Linked DNA regions of Homo sapiens: region 2 is linked to region 1. A link is a loop called in an ENCODE intact Hi-C map of the cell type or tissue named here. Cell type or tissue: heart right ventricle. All regions are shown on one strand. Links, peaks and the distances in the headings refer to the core of each region. The heading gives the core; the rest is flanking DNA.

Region 1 (11,291 bases), core at 3,833-8,832:
TAACATGCTATGGCAGATGAAAGTGGATTTGCAAGTCACTTGGGCCTTGGAAAAGACACCAGTTCGAAAGAGGCAAGCCGAGGCACCTCCTCCAGAGCCTGGTGAGGCCAGCTGCCGAGGGCTCTGTGCTCTCTCTGGGGGTGTCTGTGGCCTCTCCCTCTACCTCCAAGGGCTGTGTCCCAAGATGTCATGAGGCCTTGCCTGTCCCCACGCAGGACTTCCACGGCACTTGAAACCTGTGGCAAGGAGTCTGACTTTTGTAGCTCTGAATCTCTGCAGAAGAAGAGGTAAAACCCAGGAGCAAGCAAGCTACGGCTGACCTTTCTGCAGCGCCTTCCCCAAAACGTCACTGCCCACAGGACCCTCTGTGTGGCAATGACACTTTGCTAAATCGACTCTCTACCAGTGTGTCTGGAATTGGTGGGTTCTTGGTCTCACTGACTTCAAGAAAGAAGCGGCGGACCCTCGCCGTGAGTGTTACAGTTCTTAAAGGCGGCGTGTCCGGAGTTTGTTCCTTCTGATGTCCAGATGCGTTCGGAGTTTCTTCCTTCTGGTGGGTTCGTGGTCTCGCTGGCTCCAGAGTAAAGCTGCAGACCTTCGCCCTGAGTGTTACAGCTCTTAAGGCGGCGCGTCTGGAGTTGTTTGTTCCTCTCGGTGGGTTCCTGGTCTCCCTGGCTTCAGGAGTGAAGCTGCAGACCTCTGCGGTGAGTATTACAGCTCATAAAGGCAGCGTGGACCCAAAGAGTGAGTAGTAGAAATATCTACCGCAAAAAGCGAAAAAACAAAGCTTCCACAGTATGGAAGTCGACCGGAGCGGGTTGCCACTTTTATTCTCTTTTCTGGCGCCAGCAGCCTGCTTTTCTTCTCTTATCTGGCCCCACCCACATCCTGCTGATTAGTCCATTTTACAGAGAGCCAATTGGTCTGTTTTACAGAGAGCTGATTGTTCCTTTTTGACAGGGTGCTGATTGGTGCGTTTACAATCCCTGAGCTAGACATAAAGGTTCTCCAAGTCCCCACCAGATTAACTAGATACAGAGTGTGGATTGGTGTATTTGCAAACCCTCAGCTAGACACAGAGTGCTGATTGGTGCATTTACAAAACTTGAGCTAGATACAGAGTGCTGATTGGTGTATTTACAATCCCTTAGCTAGACATAAAGATTCTCCAAGTCCCTACCAGACTCAGGAGCCCAGCTGGCTTCACCCAGTGGGTCTGGCAGGGGGGCCGCATGTGGAGCTGCCTGCCAGTCCCTTACGGTGCACCCGCACTCCTCAGCCCTTGGGTGGTTGATGGGACTGGGCGCTGTGGAGCAGGGGGTGGTGCTCGTTGGGGAGGCTCAGGCAGCCCAGGAGCCCGTGGTGGGGGAGGGGGGCGGTGGCGGGGGGTGGCGGTGGCGGGGCGGGGGCAGCGGTGCGGCGGGGGGCGGCGGCGGTGGGGTGGCGAGGGGGGGCGGCGGCTGCTGGGGCCCGGGGGGGGCGGGGGGGGCGGGGGGTGCCGGGGGGCCGGGGGGCGGGGGCGGCCGCCGGGGGGAAGACTCAGGCATAGGGGGCTGCAGGTCCCGAGCCCTGCCCTGCGGGAGGCAGCTAAGGCCTGGCGAGAAATTGAGCGCAGCACAGGTGGGCCAGCACTGCTGGGGGACCCGGGGCACCCTCCACAGCTGCTGGCCAGGGTGCTAAGCCCCTCACTGCCCGGAGCCGACAGGGCCAGCCACTCTGAGTGCGGGGCTGCCAAGCCCATGCCCACCCGGAATCTAGCGGGCCCACGAGTGCTGCGCAAAGCCCCGGTTCCGGCCCGTGCCTCTCCCTCCACACCTCACCGCAAGCGGAGGGAGCCGGCTCCGGCCTCGGCCAGCCCAGAGAAGGGCTCCCACAGTGCAGTGGCAGGCTGAAGGGCTCCTCAAGTGCGGCCAGAGTGGGCGCGGAGGCCGAGGAGGCGCCAACAGTGAGCGAGGGCTGCGAGGGCTGCTAGCACTGCTAGCACTGTGTCACCTCTCACTAGCACCTTCCAACCTCGGGAAGGTTGGAAGTAGGAGGAAAACAGGTGATTTGGGCCACAAGCAAGCCACACAGGAGTCAGCTGAGTTCGGGTGTGTGTGATAGTGTGCCCTGAGAACATGCTATTTTTTTTTTTTAGCTTACTTTCAGTTTCTTTCCCCAGTTTCCTGAGCACAGATCATGTGCATGGACACATGTATGGACATGAGCATATCCCCAGCATGTTGCCATGTGCTGAGTGAAGATTGTTCTGAACAGCAATGATTTCTTTCAGATCTTTTTCTTATACTCAGCAGACACGCATGTGCAGCCATGAGGAGCCATGCATGGTTCCAGGCACCCTGCAGGTGCTCACACATGGTGGGATTACAGGTGTGAGCCACAGTGCCCAGCCCACACTCTTCTTGAGAACACAGCTAGGTCCTTGAGTCCAACCTACCAGGCAGCCCTTCGCAATGCTGAAAACACACTCAAAATCCCTATCATGACTTTTTACAGCACAATAAAACCCAGCTTCCACCTTTTTCCCATCCCCAGGGATTCTGATACAGCTCTTTGGGGATGGATGAGGCCTGGGCAACTCTTAATAACCTCTCCAGGTGATACAGATGTGTAGGCAAGAGGGAGGGGCAAAAGAAAAAACTATCAGCTAATACCTAGCAGGAGAAGCAGTCAATTTAATGCAATGATCCAGTTATCACTCAGTGTATGAAAAGAGCAGCTCATCGTAAAAAAAAAAAAAACCAGCATGTTAGAGGTGGCCACCACCACAGTGCCCGGGGACATCTCTGGGAGTGGGCCTCCTTTCTCCTGTTTGCTGGCTGAGCCCCTTGTTCTTCTGCCACTACAACCAGGTCAGCTGTAGACTTGTCCTCTTGGCCCCCGGGGAAACCTTCCCACCTGGTGACTCGACAGCCTCCCACAGCCAGAGCAGAGACTCAGACCTCTCCAACTGAGTCAACTTTGGGAGGACACTCTATCCTTCAGGCTGGCCCAGGAGAGTGTTCGTGCCCAAAACAGCAGCCCTGTCTCCTCCTCCACACACTCAACACTGGACAACATAATCCCAGGTGGCAGGCATTGTCCATCACAGATGTACTAGGAGCTGATAAGAATACCAGGCCTGGGCCAGGGCTGCTCTGGACCCAGGGGATTGCTGAGCGAGGTGCCAAAATGCCCCAGAACTAACGACTTCCAGATGTGTCTCTACCTGGGAGGGGAACCAGGATGACCACACAGATGGTCTACACCTCCACTGCCCCATTTGGCCCTTTTAACATTTGTATTTTGACATAATTTCAGACTTAGAAAAAAGGTTGCAAGAACAGTACAAAGAATGGCCATAATCTTCACCCGGATTTCCCAAATGTTGACGTTGTACCATTTTTGCCTTCTCTCTTCCTCCGCCACCCCTTAATGTAGATATATGTAGAGAGAGAGAGGAGAGAGAGTTGTAATTTTTTTCTGAACCATATGGGAGTCAGTTGTAGGCATGATGCTTCTTTACTTCTGAATATTTACTGTTTATTTTCTAAAAAAAAATCAGAGACATTCTATTATGTAACCACGGTACAGTCCTAAAACCCTGGAAATGAACATGGATGCAATTGTATTGTCTAATCTGCAGAACTGATTCCGATTTTGCCGGTTGTTTCGACAATGCCTTTTACCACAGAAGAGCATCCCAAGTGTGTGCTGCTCGCAGCTGGCCTGCCTCTCTGTCTCCAAAATTTCTGTCTTCCAGGACCCTGGCATCCAACTCAGAGCAGAGGTCATGTAGGTTTGTCAGATGTTTTCTCAAGATTATCTCAGGTCGTGCATTTTTGTCAGGAATATTTCTAGAATCGAGGCCTCGCTGCCCTCTGGGCACCCTTGCAAACCCACGAAGCTGCTGTGGGACCCCACCAGGCACATGGGAAGCTCCTGAGGTGTGGCAGGTGCTTTTCCTACTAAGATGGCTATTGCTATCCTCCTTCTGTGCTGCCTGATTTGGGGGACTGGCTTCCAACCCTGTGTTTGCTCATGGTTAAAACCCTTTTCGTCACACACGGTGAAGTGCAGGCCAGGGGTTCTCCTCCAATGTTCTCAGCAGGGGCCAAGAAGAAACAGCAAGTCTGGGAAGTCAGGCATCCTGCCAAGGGACAACAACCACACCGGCGTGCTGTCTGCCAGCCTGCCTCCTGCTGCAATCACCTTGCCGCTTCATGGTTATAAGTGTATTTAATTTATCCAGCACATAAATTAATATCCACACACGCTGTAGCAAAGACGTCCTGTGGAGTCCCAGCTGGAACTGCACTGATCGAATTCCGGGGTGCCAGTGTCCTTGCTGGACATTTAGGGGGCCTGGGCTTCTGCACCCCGGCAGTGGGCATGATTGTTATGTAAACACAGAGTGCAGCTCCAGGGTGGCTGGCCCATCTGCTCCTCTGCACACTTCTTGCCTACACTAATCATTTTCCATCCTCTTAGGTGAAAACTTGGAAAATGTAAGGGCTCCCAATCTCCTTTTCATTTGCAAACGAGCCATTTCAGCTAAGCGTGGCCCCCTATTCTTCTCAGGCATTTGTGTTTGTGAAAAGACCCGTCTCAAATTTCTGGGGCAGGAGCAGCTGCTGCGAGGCCTCTTTTCACTTGGCCTGGCTCCCCTAGCCCTCTGCCTCCCACCCCCTCCCTCCTTTTGTCTCTGTCAAAGCCAGCTCCCCTCTTTGACCCCTGGCCAACTCGGAGCCTCCTCCTTTGTCAGTCTCCCCAGACAAGTTTCACCCTAAATCAAGCATTGTTTGGGCTCCTGAGGCCAGCACGTGCCCATATCCCCTAATCTTTTAATTTCACCCCAGGAAAAAGCAGCTGTTAGTGATACACGCAATGCACAGCTGTTGGCCGGGCCTGCTGCCTGCTCCAGAGAACAATGAAGAAGAAAGGGCACTTGCAGGGCTGCAGGAATATGTACATTTCCCTCTCTCTTTCTTCTTCTTAGGATTTTTTTTTTCTTTTTGCAACAGTTGGCAGCACGTGCTGTGAAATGCTGCCCTGCTAGAAAAGCCACCTCCTCCACCACGATTTTTGTCCCCACCCGTTCAGCACTCCACACACCATTTGGTTTGCAGTTGGGCTCATTTAAGAACCAAACTTTCAGTTTCAAAGATCCCTGGCGTGTGGCATGATCCTTTTGTTACAAACATGCATCTGATGAATTACAGGGGACCCAGACAGGCAGACAGAGGCTTCACACTCACCGGCACATGCCCACGTGGGCCTGCCGGAGCCCCCCACGCTGACATTCATGAAGGCAGGGCTCAGGGGGCTGTTTAGGAACATCCATGCTTTTTGGGACTCCGGCATGCATGACCAGGGGACAAGAGGATGTCATGGAAATACACATTACCGAAGTCAACCAAAGTTGGCCTGGCACCCGGGAGGGGGCTCCATGAAGGTGTTTGGGGGACACCTCATTTTTGCATGCTGAGTCTTTGCTGAAAAGCACGTGGTAGCTTGATTTTCTGGAGCCTTTCTCTGGGCACACCTGTGCCCCCAGCAGCCTAAGGCATTAGGGCATGAGAATAGAATAGCACAGTACTGCCCTGCACTGCCAATGTGCCCCGGAGCAAGGCAGGTCACCTTCTCAGGGAGGGAGGACAAGGGGCTGAAAGGACCCTCCACAGCACACTGCTCCATGGAACTTTCTGCAATAATGAGAAGGTTCTCTGAACAGGGTCTGCACTGTTCAGCACAACCACTGAGCACTTGAAATGTAGCTTGCACATGTAACAGACTAACTTTTAAAAATGCTAATACATTTAAATTAAGATAGCCACATCTGGCTGGTGGCTATTGCATTAGACAGCACAGCTCTAAATGATGGGTTTTCAAACTTTGAATCACATGAGAAACAAAAAATTCAGATGCCTGGGTTCTACTTCCAGAGTGTCTGATTTAACTGCTCTGATAGCAGCCTGAGCATGGGGATTTTTAAGGCTCCCCAGGTGGCCATGACGGGGAGAAAAGTTGGGGCCCTATCTTAGGCTTCCAGCTCCAAATCTGGGCTCTGCAGAGACAGACAGTGCATTTGGAAGGTATATATCTAATTTAGCCATAAACCTTCCCTGTTTCTAAAATGCAGGGGATTTTTAAAGCAATTATCCACCCTGACATTTGTCCCTCCTCTGCCTGCCCTGCCCAGGTTTCAGGGCTGTCCCTACCCAGAAGTGGCCTGTGCAGCCACAGGTTGGCACGGGCCCCTTTCCACTCACTTTATCTCACCTGGTAGGTCATTGAAAGATGCTGGCAGAAACCCGACGCTCAGCAGAGCATATGGCGAGCTGCACACCTGCCTCGCGGGCACCTGCTGGGCCTCCCAGGGGTGTGGGGCGGCTGTCTAGGGCGCTCCAGGCCAGTGCAAAGCGTCCGACTCATTTGCATGCTGGACGCCTGCCACGTGCCTGGACTATGGCAGATCTGACACGGCATGTCATTGCTTTGAAGACCAGCCAATCTGGAGAAGCCTGCGCCTCCAACAACAAAGCCGGCAGCCCGTCTGAGACGCGTGCCGGGGCCCTGTACAGGAGCAGGCACACATGTGCACACACGGGCGACAGACACTGCCACCCGCAGACTGTCTTCTGTGACTCAGGGCCTTGAGAAGGTTGTAGCTTGGCAGTGGCCAGGGGGTCAGCCCCCTGAGCTGTGTCCAGTAGTCCCCTAAAGATGCTGCCCAGGAGACCTGGACACTTTATAAAAGCCCACACTTTTATAAATCAGACCCTGATAGCATCTGTTCTTTGACATTTCCTTTTCAAACAAGGAATCACTGTATGTTTTCATCATCTCTAAAGCTAAGCAAAAAGGAAATGAGTGGCCATGTTTTAATAACGCTGTCATATGCTGCTTCATCTTAATGCTGATGGTTGCATTAGGTGAAAGCCCACTACGGTTGAGCTTTCAAATGCCTCCAAAAGAAGCGAATTATCTTTTTGCCAGATGCAGTGTAAATAACTGGAGACATTTGGCTCCCCCATTTTGCTGCACGCGTGGATAATAATGAGGCCGAGTGTGAAGGGCTCGTCCAATTTGGATGAATTCTTTCCCCCAAGGATCCAGCCCTTCACTCTGGAAAGGGTTAAAAGTCAATGCAGCCACTGCTGCCCTGTCCCCTCTGCCCTTGCAGGGTGACGACTGGATAATCACAGTGAATGAGCTCCTGCCAGGGCCAGAGGCCAGCAGTCTCCAGCCCACCTCAGCCATCTGTCCAGACACGGGGACAGCCACGCTCTCAGTGGAGGCAGGGCTTGGAAAGCACAGAAGCTGGGCCATGTGGCAACCCGGCCAGTTCACCAAGGGCGGGGAGAGGCGTCCCATAAAATATTGTGACACTTGAGGCCTGGCTAATGGCTGCAGCTGAAGGCTGGGTGGCCGGCTTACATCCCTGTGCCCAGGCTGGCATTCCTACCACCCGCCCAGGCCAGGATGGAGTGGAGGAGGCCTTTCAAGTTGGAGGAGATGAGGCTTTCCTCCAGCAGCCAGCAGGGCTAGGGAAGGTAACAGGCAGGCATGTTTTAAGGCCATTAGCAAAGAACAATGGGAAGCTGAAAGGTAATCCCAGTGAATAGAAGACACAAAGTGGGCTTGTGCCAGCAGCCTCAGGGTCAGCTCATTATCCCAGACGGCAGATGGAGGGGGCCTGGTTGCTGGGCAGAACTCCGAGCTGCCTGCTGGGCGGGGAAGGCAGGCGCTGCAAGCCCAGGACTCCTCCCATCAGCAGCATGAACAACACCGCCCTGTCCCCGAAGCCCTGTGCAATGAACTCACCAGATCAGCTGACCCAGAGTGAGGGGAGCGCTGCCTTCTCAGTCCCCACAGGAGCCCTCACTGATGGAGCATCTTCACTCAGCTAAGACCCCCTCAGCCCTGTCCAGCAGCCTTCCCCATTCTAAGCACTCTGACCCCAGGGACTAGAAGGTGCTTGAGAGCGGGGGCCATGTGCTCCGCATCGTGTCCTTATCATCATCTCAGCACAGGCAGCTTCTGACTCTGCTGCATTGTCCTCATGTGCCTACATAGGCTGAGCCTGCAGAGATGCCTTGGACAAGGCTGGCCAGGGGCTGTTGACACTGGAGCATGTGCACACTGGGGGAAGGATTGCACACTGGGGGAAGGATTGCTCACTGGGGGCTGTGCGCACCATGTGTACTGGATGTACACACTGGGGTGTAAATGCTAAGAAAGGGCACACTAGGAGGATATGCACACTAGGCGTGTGTACACTAGGCATGCACTCTAGGCGTGTGTACATTGAGGAGATGTGCATACTAGGGGATGTGCACTAGGAGATGTGCAGACTGGGGGCATGAACACTGGGCTAATGTGTACACTGGAGGCATGTGTACACTTGGGGGCATGCATACTAGAAGGACATGCACACTGGAAGAATGTGTATACTAAGAGAATGTGTACACTGCAGGGTGTGCACACTGAGGGAACGTGTATCCTGGGGGCATCTGTACACTTGGGGTGTGCATACTGGGGGTCATGCACACTGGAGGGATGTGCACACTAGGAAGGTGTGCACACAGAGGGGATGTGCACACTGGGTAGATGTATACACTGGGGGGATGTGTGCACTGGGGGGATGTGCACACTAGGAAGGTGTGCACACAGAGGGGATGTGCACACTGGGTAGATGTATACACTGGGGGGATGTGTGCACTGGGGGGATGTACACACTGGGGGGATGTGTACACTGGGGGGATGTACACACTGGGGGGATGTGTGCACTGGGAGGATGTATACACTGGGGGGATGTGCACACTGGGGGAATGTGCACACTGGGGGAGGTACACACTGGGGGGATGTGCACACTGGGGGGATGTGTGCACTGGGGGGATGTGCACTGAGGGGATGTGTACACTGGGGGGATGTGTACACTGGGGGGATGTGTACACTGGGGGGATGTGTGCACTGGGGGGATTTGTGCACTGGGGGGATGTGTATACTGGGGGGATGTGTGCACTGGGGGGATGTGTACACACTGGGGAAATGTGTACACTGCGGGGATGTACACACTGGGGGGATGTGCACACCGGGGGGATGTGTACACTGGGGGAATGTGTACACTGGGGGGATGTTCACACTGGGGGGATGTATACACCAGGAGGAATGTGCTCACTATGGGGATGTGCACACTGGAGGGATGTTTACACTGGAGGCATGTGCACACTAAGGGAATGTGCACACTGTGGGGCTGTTCACACTGGAGGAACCAGGAGTATGTACATACTGGGGACAGGAACATTCAGTTAATCACACTTGGGATGTGCACACTGGCCAAGGCACTTGCACTCACTATGACACCCACAGAGCAATGGCATTAGCAGACCTCGATCACCCTCCATGGAAGGGCACCCTTCAAATCTGCATACCTGGAAAGCCACCGTCGGTTGTGGAGTGGTGAGATTGCTGAACCACAGAGGCTGGAATGCCCTGTCCTCCTCCTCAGCCTGCTTTGAAATCTCTATTACGTCTTTCCTGCTGCCCCTGCTGCCAGATGATCCCAGCAGAATCTTGTGCTTTTTAAAATTTGAGTGTTTTGTTTTGCACAGTTGAGTTTTCATTCTGCTGCAGCCCCTTCAGGCAAAAGTGAACCCAGCCTGGGGCATGCTCTCAGCAAGGCCTCAATGACCAAAATCCATACTGGAGTGCATTTTGCCCCTCTGCTTCTGGGCAGTCAGCACTCCAGCTGCGGCTGCCTCACCATCTTCTATGTTCTCCTTGCTAGAAAAGCAGTATTTCAAGAAAACTCCTCGGTGAGCTTTCCCATTTTAATTCAGCCTGTTGCTTAACAAGCAGTCATATAGAATAAATACCAGTGCTGAACACATGCTGAGGCTCCCATAAAGGATGCAGAGAGAATTGACATTGTTCTTCTAAAGTTAAAAACCACAATTTTATTCAGGGGAGATCTTTATAAGCCATTCATCCAGTAGAGCTTGCTATTAGGTGCATACAGCGATACATCCATAAATTTTGCGGGGCAGCTTCTTGACAGAAATGCAATGCTGGCAGCAGCCTTTCTTGCGTTTCTTGCAGCAGCCTTTCTTTCTTGCAACAGCCTCTCTTGCTGGCAGCAGCAGTTCCTTCAATGTCTTAATTCCTACAGTAAAGCAACAGGAAGTAGTGGCCTTTGTGCAGCATCTGTATTATGGCGTCTTCAAGAGCCACTGCGTGCCGCAGACAGAATTATATGGACTCTGCCCACACTGGCCATCATCAAATTCTACCTAAAGTGTTTTCTTCTGGATTTCCCTTTTATAACACTGAGTGTCAAAGTAGTATAAATCTTTTAAGAAAAATGTAATAGCACATAAAATATATATTTTTTTGAGACAGAGTCTTGCTCTGTCACCAGGCTGGAGTGCAGTGGTGCCATCTCGGCTCACTGCAAGCTCCACCTCGCGAGTTCAGGCAATTCCCCTGCCTCAGCTTCCCAAGTAGCTGGGACTACAGGTGCGCACCACCACACCCGGCTAATTTTTTTGTATTTTAGTAGAGATGGGGTTTCACCATGTTGGCCAGGATGGTCTTGATCTCCTGACCTTGTGATCTGCCCGCCTTGGCCTCCTTAAGTTCTGGGATTACAGGTGTGAGCCACCGCACCCAGGCCCACATAAAATGATATTTTTAAAAATCAATCTCTTGACAATGGTAGGAACATTTCCATTTGAGAGGAATTCTCTTTCTGTGCTTTTTGTGTCCATTTGCTAGGGCTGCCATAACAAACTTTCACAGACTGAGTGGCTTATACAGGGGAAGTTTATTCCGGAAGCCAGAAGTCTGAGATCAAGGCATCGGCAGGGCTGGTTTCTGAGGCTGAGACCCAGGCCTCTTTCTAAGCGTCTGGTGGTTTGCTGGCCATCATTAGTGTTCCTTAGCTTATAGATCTCTGCCTGCATGTTCGAATGAAATTCTTCCTGTGTGCCTGTGTCTCAAAATTGTCTTTTTTATAAGGACACCTGAACCAGTCATTTAGGATTAGGGTGCACCCTCATGATCTCATTTTAACTTGACTGTGTCTGCAAAGACTCTGTTTCCAAATAAGTACCCAAGGAGTTGTCATCAACATCACCACCACCACCACCATCACCACCACCATCTCCATCACCACCACCATCACCACCATAACCACCATCACCACCACCATCACCATCATCACCACCATCTCCATCACCACCACCACCACCATCACCACCATCACCATCATCACCACCATCTCCATCACCACCACCACCATCATCACC
Region 2 (9,352 bases), core at 3,330-8,329, 240 kb before region 1:
AGTGTGTGGCACTTTGTTATGGCATCCCCAGTCAACTACCACCTCCTATGGGGACTGTGTCCAGAGTAGCCACAGGGCATACAGAATGGGAGAGGGAACTGTGGTGCCTGAGGTCCTCCAGGCAGATACTGCAGGGGCCCTGCCATGAGCCCAGGGCTTTGTCCACCTCCGTCTGCTTGCACCTTCCAGTGGGTGGCAGGAGAGGGGACACTCCTGGTCAGGATCTGCTCAGATGAGGCACTTACAAAATGTGTTGTGATGCTTTACCCTTGGTTATCCCTGCTGTCTTTCACTCTATAAGTTAATAAGGCTTTTGTCCCTTTCTTGTCATTTTAGAGAGGCTGGGAGACAGAGGGGCGGCACCTGAGCGTAGCGAGTCCGCTCTCCCTAACTGGAGTCTTCTCTGGTCTCTGTAGAGCAAGCATCCATGGCACTAGTCAGAAGCCCCTCACCCAGAGGGTGCAGGTATCTTCACTGAGACTGCCAAAGTGGTACGGGTGACAAGGTATTACGGGTGAAAATGTCATCTTCCCACAGAGGGAAAAAGAAGCCTCATAACTAGCTCAATAACAATGACCAAAAGCATAATGTGAGCATTTCCTATTACTAGGGTGGTTTTAATGTACCTCACAAATTACACCAGGGGGTGTAGTTTCATTTCCCGCCCCTTGAGTGTGGGCAGGACTTTCACAAACATAAAAAAAGGAAAAGAAAAAAATAGTCACTAGACAGTGGAAAAACCTGGCAGATGTCGCCCAGACCAAAAGGTGAAGGTCAGCCTCCTAGGAATGAGTCACGTGGGTGTCATGCCTGCTTTGATGTGGAGTGATAAGTGAGACCGTTCACCTCTGTGCTGTTCCTCCGAAAACCGGTAACTGTGATCCAATCAGAGAAAACCTCAAGCCAACTCAGCTGGAGGAAAATCCTGCGAAACAGCTGGCCAGTACTCGTCAAAAGTATCAAGGTTAGAAAAGACAAAAGAAGACGGAGGAGCTGTCGCAGGCTGGAGGAGAGACGGGAGTCCTGACAAGTTAGTGAAATGTAGGCTCCTGGTCTGGATCCTGGAACAGAAAAAGGGAGTGAGTGGAAAGATAGGGAAACTCAAACAAAGTCTACCATTTGGCTAATCGTATTTTACCCACAATAATTCCTCAGATTTGACCAATGGGCCGTGTTGATACAAGATCTTGACATGAAAAAAGTATGTATGGAAACTCTATCCTTGTAACTTTTCTGTCTGTCCAACGTTATTTCAACACAGAAAGTTAGAAAAATGACCTTAAGCTCAAGCTCTCCGTTTTTCTTTACTTTTTTCTTTCATCCAACTGAGCTGGTTCCAGTGCGAGCCCTGCATCGTCTCCTCTCTGGCTTCCCCTTCCAAACTTCTTCCTCACCCACCATGGGCATTTCGGCCTCTATCTGGGGCTCTGTGAGCACTAATCTTCCATGCATGCGGAGCTTCTAGCTCCCTCCACACCCCCTGCACAACCCATCTCCACAAAGGGGGAAGGAATACGGCCTAGATAAAACCTCTAGAGTCTTCCTCTCACTGCATGAACCGCCCTCCCCACTTGCTGGGCTTCACTCTGGACACTCTTGCTGTGCCCCAGGGCCTTCCTGGCTGCTCCTTTGCTCCTCCTGGACAGCCTTTGGCATCAGCTCCGGGCTCCAGGGCCTCTTTCTGCAGGCTCCTCGGTGCTCTTTCCCTCCTGTAATTCCTGGTCATCGTGTTCACAGATATGTTCATTTCTTATTCCTGTGTCCCACCCAAACCCCCAAGCTTCATGACTCCAGGTTGAGGCCCATTTTTTTCATCAGTGCCCCTCACCCACCTCCTGGAAGGACCTGGAAGAGTGCTTGGCACAACAGGGACACTCACAAGTGTGTTGAGAGGATGAATGGCAGCGTGTAGGGCTGGGGAGGAGGCTGGCGCGCTCTCACAGTCTCTCTCCTGCAGGAAGTGGGTGCTTCCTGGGAGAAGCCTTCCAGGCTCTACTGCAAGAATTCCTTTGATGGTGAGGACCAGGGAAGCAGCCAAGAAAAGTGGAGAAAATGTATGTGGGGGATGTATAACGTGTGTGTGTGGTGCATATGCATATGCGTGTGTATAGGTGTGCATAGTATTGTGTGGTACGTGTATGATGTGTGTAGTGCGGTGTGTGTGCATGTATGTGCGTGGTGCGTGTAGCGCAGTATGTGTGCATGTGTGTGTATGTGTGTGTATAGGTGTGTGTAACATTGTGTAGTGTGTGTATGATGTGTGTAGTGTGGTGTGTGTGCATATCCGTGCATATATGTGTGTGGTGTTGTGTGGTGTGTGTGTGCATATGTGTGTGTGGTATGTGGTATGTGTGCATATCCATGGGTAGTGTGAGTGTGTGGTGTGTGTGATACAGTGTGTGTACATATGCACGCAGAAGTCTTTGACTTGGAACCAGTCAAAGAAGAGTTAATAAGAGAAATTCAAAGAGCTATGGCCTCCCCCAGCCCCCTGAGACCTCTAATAAAAGGCCATGCTGGCCTTGCAGGTGAGCAAACAGACACCACCAAGCTCCAGTGAGGCAGGCATTTTGGTGCCCCACTTCCAGCTGGACCTGATGTCACTCAGCCAGGGGTGAGGCACTTAGGCATGGCCCGAAGCAAGGGCAGGAGAGGATAAACAGGCCGGCCATCTGTACCATTCGAAGGAGCACTCACCACACAGCCTATTTGGAGGGGAAAGGGCTGAGGACATCCAGATACAATCGCTTTTCTCAGGCATGCTGATAAACTGTGTCCTGCTCATTAATTGCAAACTGACTTCGTGGAATGCGATGGATAGCTGAGCACTTGGGTTAATCAAAAGATAATACAGCGACTGAATGTGTTGGCCACTTTTAAAAGTTTAGAAAAGTAAAATGATGTTTATACTGAACAATATCTTGATGATAACTCAATCATTTTGTCATTTAGAAGTGTGCTCACACCTTGTAGTGGCAGAAGTACGTTATTTTGAATGTCATGCACAAAGACTAGCAAAAACTTCAGGGTAGGTGGGAGGGCACAATACTTTAACTATGAAGTACCCAGAAGAGCAATGCTTTAGCAAAACAAGTTAAAAGAGTACAGTTCATTACTTGCAAATAAAATATTGCTTTGATATTACCTCCTTCAAAGCAGAAAGCCCAATTCTCAAGAAGAACAAGTATTTTTCCGTTTTAAAAGCAGAATTCAAAAAATAGAAAGGTGTTGTGTTTCCATATTTGAAAGTTCTTGCACCCATTTCAGAAATAAGTGTATCTTGCTCTTCCTACTCTAACTGAAACAGCTTTTTAAAGAAAAATAGTAGAAGGAGACAAACACAGTCAAATCTCTGAATGACTCCCTTCATTTTAATGAGGACACATGAAGATGGCTCCCCAGGGGCCCCCTCCTTGCCTGCCCCATGTTCCTATGATAACCTGGGCTTTGTGTGATTGAAACCTTGGACCCTTGAGACGTTAGTTTTGATGGTGGTATTTCTGTTGCCATTAGCAAGGGAATTTAGAAATCCATGAACACGATGCAAGAAAGAGAGCGCCAGCATACGCGGAGCTCCGCTGCTGCCTCTGAGAGAGGCTGGTGTTTCAGGAGGAACTCAGACTCATACCCCTTTACCCCCATCTTCCAACACGAGGATCCCTTTGCACACTCACCCTGCTGTCTAAAGGTAGCGCCCTCAAATACTGTACATGCACACCGGTTGAGAAGGCCAAGTACCCCTTTTGTTTCTGTCTTGCTTTGCAAGGATTGAAAATTCTCCCTCCCTGAGCAATACAGCAGTCATCTTCAAAAGTAGGACAGATCTCAGTTGGGAAGCTCTGTTTCTGGGACACTGCCCTGAGGGTGTTTGTGAATGTGGTCGCCCTGTGAGGAGAACTGCAGCCGCCAGCAGGGACAGCTTCAGCGGATGCAGCCTGGACTCACAAGACGGGTGCCTTTTCCTTTTTATACCACTTGCCTGGCATCAATTCACAAAAGATGTTTCATGAACGAATGTTAGAACAGTGGGAGTTCAAAATAAGAGGCTGTATACCATCTTCGCCCCAGTGACACTTTCAACATTCCAGGAACGAGGCTGTATTTGTCTTCTTGGGCTTCCAGAACAAAACAGCATAGACTGCATGGCTTAAATGACAGACATTATTTTCTCACAGTTCTGGAGGCTGGAGGTCCCAGATCAGGGTGCTAGCATGGTGGGGTTCTGGTGAGGGCTCTCTTTCTGGCTTACAGATGGCTGTCTTCTTGCTTATCCTCAAGTGGTGAAGTGGGGAAGTGGGGTAAAAGGGAGGGGATAGAGAAAGAGAGGGAGAGAAAGCTCTCAGCTCGCTTATAAGGACACTAACCCCATGACAACAGCCCACTCTTACAATCTCATTTAGCCTTAATTACCTCCTAAAACCCTATGTCAAGATACAGCCATGTTGGGAGTTAGGACTTCAACATATGAATTTGGGAGTGACACAATTCAGTCCATAGCAAAAGTCTTATGACGTCTGCTCCATTTGACACTATTCAACTCACACACTTTCCCTCCTCATGCCCCAACTTAGGCTTCTCAGACAACACTCCCTGGGGCTCCTTCCTGCCTTTCCAGCCTCTCCTCCATTTCCATCCTGGCCACCGCCACCCTCCACCTGGCCTCCCAGCTGCCTTCTCTTCTCCTGCTGCCCTCCACCCCAGACGAGCTCGTTCTAACACATGGCTTTCTTGATGTTGTCTCTGGTATCAAGGAACAACATGAAGAGCTGTAGAGTCAGACCAACCTAAGCATGAATCCCAGCTCTGCCACTTCCTAGCTATGTGATCTCGGCCACATTAGCATCCCCACATCCCAGTTTCTGTGCCAGTACGGTGGGTAGAGTTCACTCCCCATTCACCCAATCCGGCATTTATTCCCTGCTGTCCACCCAAACTCCACCTTGCCACAGTCCTTGGCCTCTTGTCTCTTCCCATTTTATTTTTCAAATGTTTATTTTGTCATCATTTCCTTGCTTTTCTAATCTTTATTACATGCATATACATCCCTCAAAATATATACTGTTTAGGTTTGCATGCTTTCAACTTGAAAAAAGAATGGTGTTGTAAAGTACACATTGTTCCATGATACTGTTGATTGGCCCGTTTGTGTCTGTTTTTAAGTCTTATTCCCATGTATAAATATGTTGTTATCACTGTTTATAGGTATAACAAGCCTTTTAACACAAAATGGAAGTCAATTTTACAAAGATCTTGGTGCTTTTTCTCTACATGCCCATGGTAAGTCTGGCTGCCTAGGAAAACCACGGCTGCCCTAATGACAACACCTTCCTTGATGAGCAGCCCTGGCCTTTTCTTCAGCATTGCCTGGGGAACGCAGTGCTGGGGACTTGGCCTCCACAGCAGCATGCCATGGAGTAGGAGGAACCAAAAGGTGGCGGTTGTGAGTCAGGGTTATGGGAGGCTATATTAAGGGACCTTGAGAGGCCAACGTAAGGACATCCCAGCTCTGTCTCTACAGGTCTGGGGTGGAGGGACGGGGTGCCCAAGCAGACACAGGAAGAGAGGAGGGGATGTGAAGTAGGAAGAGGACTGCACAGGTGGAGACAGAGTGCATCAGAGCCTGTGACCTGCGAGCCGAGGGCACCAACCCAGCTGTCTGGATTTGGGACTGAGTTGAGGAGGCAGCACTAGGAGAAGCACGGCGCCATCCTATGGAGGCTTTGGGAACATCCTCTGCACTCTGCTGCGTAGGGCATAGGCTGGGCGGGAGGCTGGGGTGAAAGAAGGAAAGCCATCCCGGGCATGAGGAAGCACTCCTGCCCCGGGCAGATACCTGCTGCTCACTATTGAGTTCTCCCATGTGCCAGCCACATGCCTGCACCAACTGTCTTTTCTATTCCTCTCAGAAAGTCTCCACATTAACTACAGAATTACTTTTCTTCCCACGTTAAGGAGGGAGAAACTGAGGCTGAAAGTTTTTCCATCTGTTACTCACCGTCCCATAACTGTCCAAGGGTAGAACTAGGAACTGATTCTGTAGCTTGGGTTCCAAACCTGTCATGAAGATGCCCTGCTGGTTATGGAAAGAGGGATTGATATGTGAGATGTCAAGGGGTGATACAGACCAGGCTTGATAACCGATGGAAAAGAAAGACGGGGGAGGTGGGGCTGACCCTCATGCCTGGGTGAACCATCCTGTTATTTCTCAGGAGAGGAAAAAGGCTGTAAAAAAGGAAGGTGGGGCATTTGAGGGACTGAAGGACTTCTCTGTTAAAATGTCTCTAAAGGGGCTGGGCGCAGTGGCTCATGCCTGTAATCCCAGCACCTTGGGAGGCCAAGGCAGGCTGATCACCTGAGATCAGCAGTTCGAGACCAGCCTGGCCAACATGGTGAAACCCCGTCTCTACTAAAAATACAAAAATTAGCCAGGCATAGTGGCGGGCGCCTGTAATCCTAGCTACTCAGGAGGCTGAGATAGGAGAATTGCTTGAACCCAGGAGGCGGATGTTGTAGTGAGCAAAGATCGCGCCATTACACTCCAGCCTGGGCAACAAGAGTGAAACTCCATCTCAAGAGAAAAAAAAATGTCTTTAAAGGAACACAAAAGGGATTCTAGAGTTCTAGGGAGAGTCGGAGGTGAGCTATGAAAGACTTTGATGACTTCTCCCCCACCACTCATGTGGTACTCACTGTTGCCAGGGAGGGCACTGGATGCCCAGACGTGACCTTGCTGGACCCCACACTCCTATGAGATAGGTTTTGTCCCCCATTCATTCCCTCCACAGTGTGTGCTGGCCACTGCCCTGGCCAGGTGCTGCTCTGGGATGGGGCCATGGCAGCCGGTGAGGCAGGCCCAGCGTGTTCACCTTGTGAGGGTGAGCAGAGAGCACAGAACTTTCTGCAGAATCATCAGGACGGGCCCCTCTGAAGCAATGACTGAGTGAAGGGAAGAAGCCCGCCATGGAGGACACTGTGGTGTGGGCAATGTCCCTGAGGCAGGCGCCATTTTGCCGAGCCCGGGAACAGAAGGAAGCCTGTGAACGTGGAGGGAGCAGGTAAGCCCAGGTAGGGAATAGGATATGTGGAGAGGCAACTGGGCTGGCTGGTGGGGTCTTTGTAGTTTGAATTTATTCCAGTGTGTTGGAAAGCCATGAGAAAGTTTATGCAACAGAGACGTGATTGTAGAGATACAGTAAGAGACCAGTTAGCAGACCAGTGGGTAGTCCAGGCAAAAAATGATAATTGCTGAAACTAGAATGGCAGCATTGAAAATGAGGAATGTGGATGGATTTGGGAGGTATTTCAGAAGTAGGTTGGGATGGGAGTGTGATGTTAGAATAACAAGGTGGAAGAGCCCAGAGGAGGTTCCTTGGCTTGGGTCATGGCATATATTTATGGTATTAGTCTCATCTTATACCTCAGCAGTGATATTTCTATAAGATTTGTAACCATAACATAGCTACATTTGCATGTTACGCTTACACATTCATAGCATGTAAGAATATTTGTATAGTACTTGGAACAAATCGAATACTTCACAATTGCATTTTTAAGGAATTTAAGGTATGACAGGAAAAAACTACAAACTGTTTATGGTGGTTACCTAACTTGAAAACTAGTTGGGGCAAAAATTGAGTGAATAAGGGAAAAAAAAAGACATAATGAATGCTAAGTCCAATAAATCATGGCTAGTGTCAGTGATCCTGCTGAAGTTGATTGACAGCACGCTGTCTGAGGACCCTAGAGAGAGGCTCTGAGTCAACAGCCAGAATGGAGCTGTGCCCTGCTCTGACCAAGCCAATCCTCTACCTGGCCATTGTAGGAGAATTTCTAAAGGCTAGCTTGTTACTGTAGATCATATCACAGCAGGTTAAGGGGATATTTTAATTTTAAAAATCTTAACTACTGATCAAGTTTTTCCAACCACAGATGGTGGAGAATAGTGAAGGTTTTCTACAGCTGTGCATGTTATCTCACAAGAAAAACACTGATAAATCCCTGCCCTTTCTGACAAATCCCCTTTGTTTTTAGGGTCAGGGCCAGGAGTGAAGGGGTGGTGCAATGGTGGATAATTCTGGCATGACGGGAGAGCTGATGTGGAAGGGACCTCGAGTCATCCAATCCAATCCTGTCATTTTACATGAAATGAAAAGGGGCTCAGACACCACTGAAAACCTTTTATTTAGTAGAGGATATTTGTGGCAGAATGCAAAAGGAATCCAGACTTGAATTCATGTTATCAACAAGTCCACACTACTACCAAATAAAAGAGAAATGGGAAAGAATTAATTCACAGATTATGTGAGACCTCACCTGGATTAATCATTCTGGTATTTTCTCCTTATTTAGAAAAAAAAAAGATTGCTTTCCCAAAAAAGTCCATGAATTTTCCAAGCAGCCTTAGTACAGGAACCTGCTCCATGAATTTTTTTATTTATGCAAACCCTAGAAGAATTCAAGAGTGGAAAAGAGCAGCCACACCCAGGAACTTGGTCCTGCAGAAAGAAAATTCAAAAGAAATGAGGTCACTCCTGATTGCGGGGGAGGGGGCTACAGTGAGAACAATCATCCAGGGCCCTGCCCTTCAGAGTCCTGCTGTCCTTGTGCAGATGCACGTAGATGTCACAGAGACACAGGGGGAGCTAGGAGTGACAATCTACATTTTTAAAATACACCGTAATGGCGTGTGATGTTGTGATCTATGTGAGAAACATATATTTCGTCTCTGCCCTGGTTTCTGGCACACGCTCCTAAAACCTTTGGCATCTCCAGAGTGATAAGAATGTCTTTTGTGTGTTAATGAGAGCACTGGTAGCTGGGGGACCCTAGATAGCTTCAGGATGAGGCTGCTCTTGAGAAAGGAGAAAGGCCAAGCCATCATTAGAGAATTGGGACCTTCAGTCTCACCCAACCTCTGAGTGAAGGTTGAGTTTATCACCCATGACCAGTGGTTTAATCCAAGCTTGTCCACCCCATGGGCCAAATGTGGCCCAGGATAGCTTTGAATGCAGCCCAACACAAATTCGTAAACTTTTTTATGAGTTTTTGTTTGTTTGTTTGTTTGGTTTTTAGTTCATCAGCTATCATTAGTGTTAGTGTATTTTATGTGTGGCCTAAGACAATTCTTCTTCCAATGTGGCCCAGGGAAGCCAAAAGTTTGGACACCCTTAAGGAATCATGCCTATGTAATGAAGCCTCAAAGGACAGGGCTCAGAGAGCTTGTGGCTAGCAGAACACACACAGGTTCCTGGGGGTGGCACCTGGAAAGGGCATGGAAGCTCCACACTCTCCCCCATGCCTCAGCCCATGCATCTCTTCATCTGTATCCTTTTTACTATCTCTATAATAAATG

What was found. Peaks named below come from ENCODE experiments on the same cell type or tissue, not always from the same donor. Only the 100,000 strongest peaks of a DNase experiment are listed, where the experiment ranks them.
Region 2: it touches region 1 in a loop (3-fold over the local background); 1 of 110 quality-filtered maps calls a loop at or near these places.

The regions. Positions count from the first base shown.
Region 1 is chr9:89,671,613-89,682,903 of GRCh38, reverse strand. LINC03062 (long intergenic non-protein coding RNA 3062) reads right to left here. Exons shown (of 6, transcript NR_024280.1): 3 at 9,417-10,147. Among named protein-coding and RNA genes, the nearest start is that of LINC03062, 37 kb to the right of the region's middle. RefSeq lists enhancers at 3,930-5,335, 5,904-6,553, 6,554-7,204. In heart right ventricle, for the core only: no CTCF peak of the experiment used is centred there; a DNase peak (open chromatin) is centred at 6,466; H3K27ac peaks cover 1,923 bases.
Region 2 is chr9:89,915,620-89,924,971 of GRCh38, reverse strand. No RefSeq gene overlaps it. Among named protein-coding and RNA genes, the nearest start is that of MIR4290, 100 kb to the left of the region's middle. RefSeq lists an enhancer at 3,627-3,796. In heart right ventricle, for the core only: a CTCF peak has its summit at 5,425 (motif pointing right); DNase peaks (open chromatin) are centred at 5,451 and 5,641.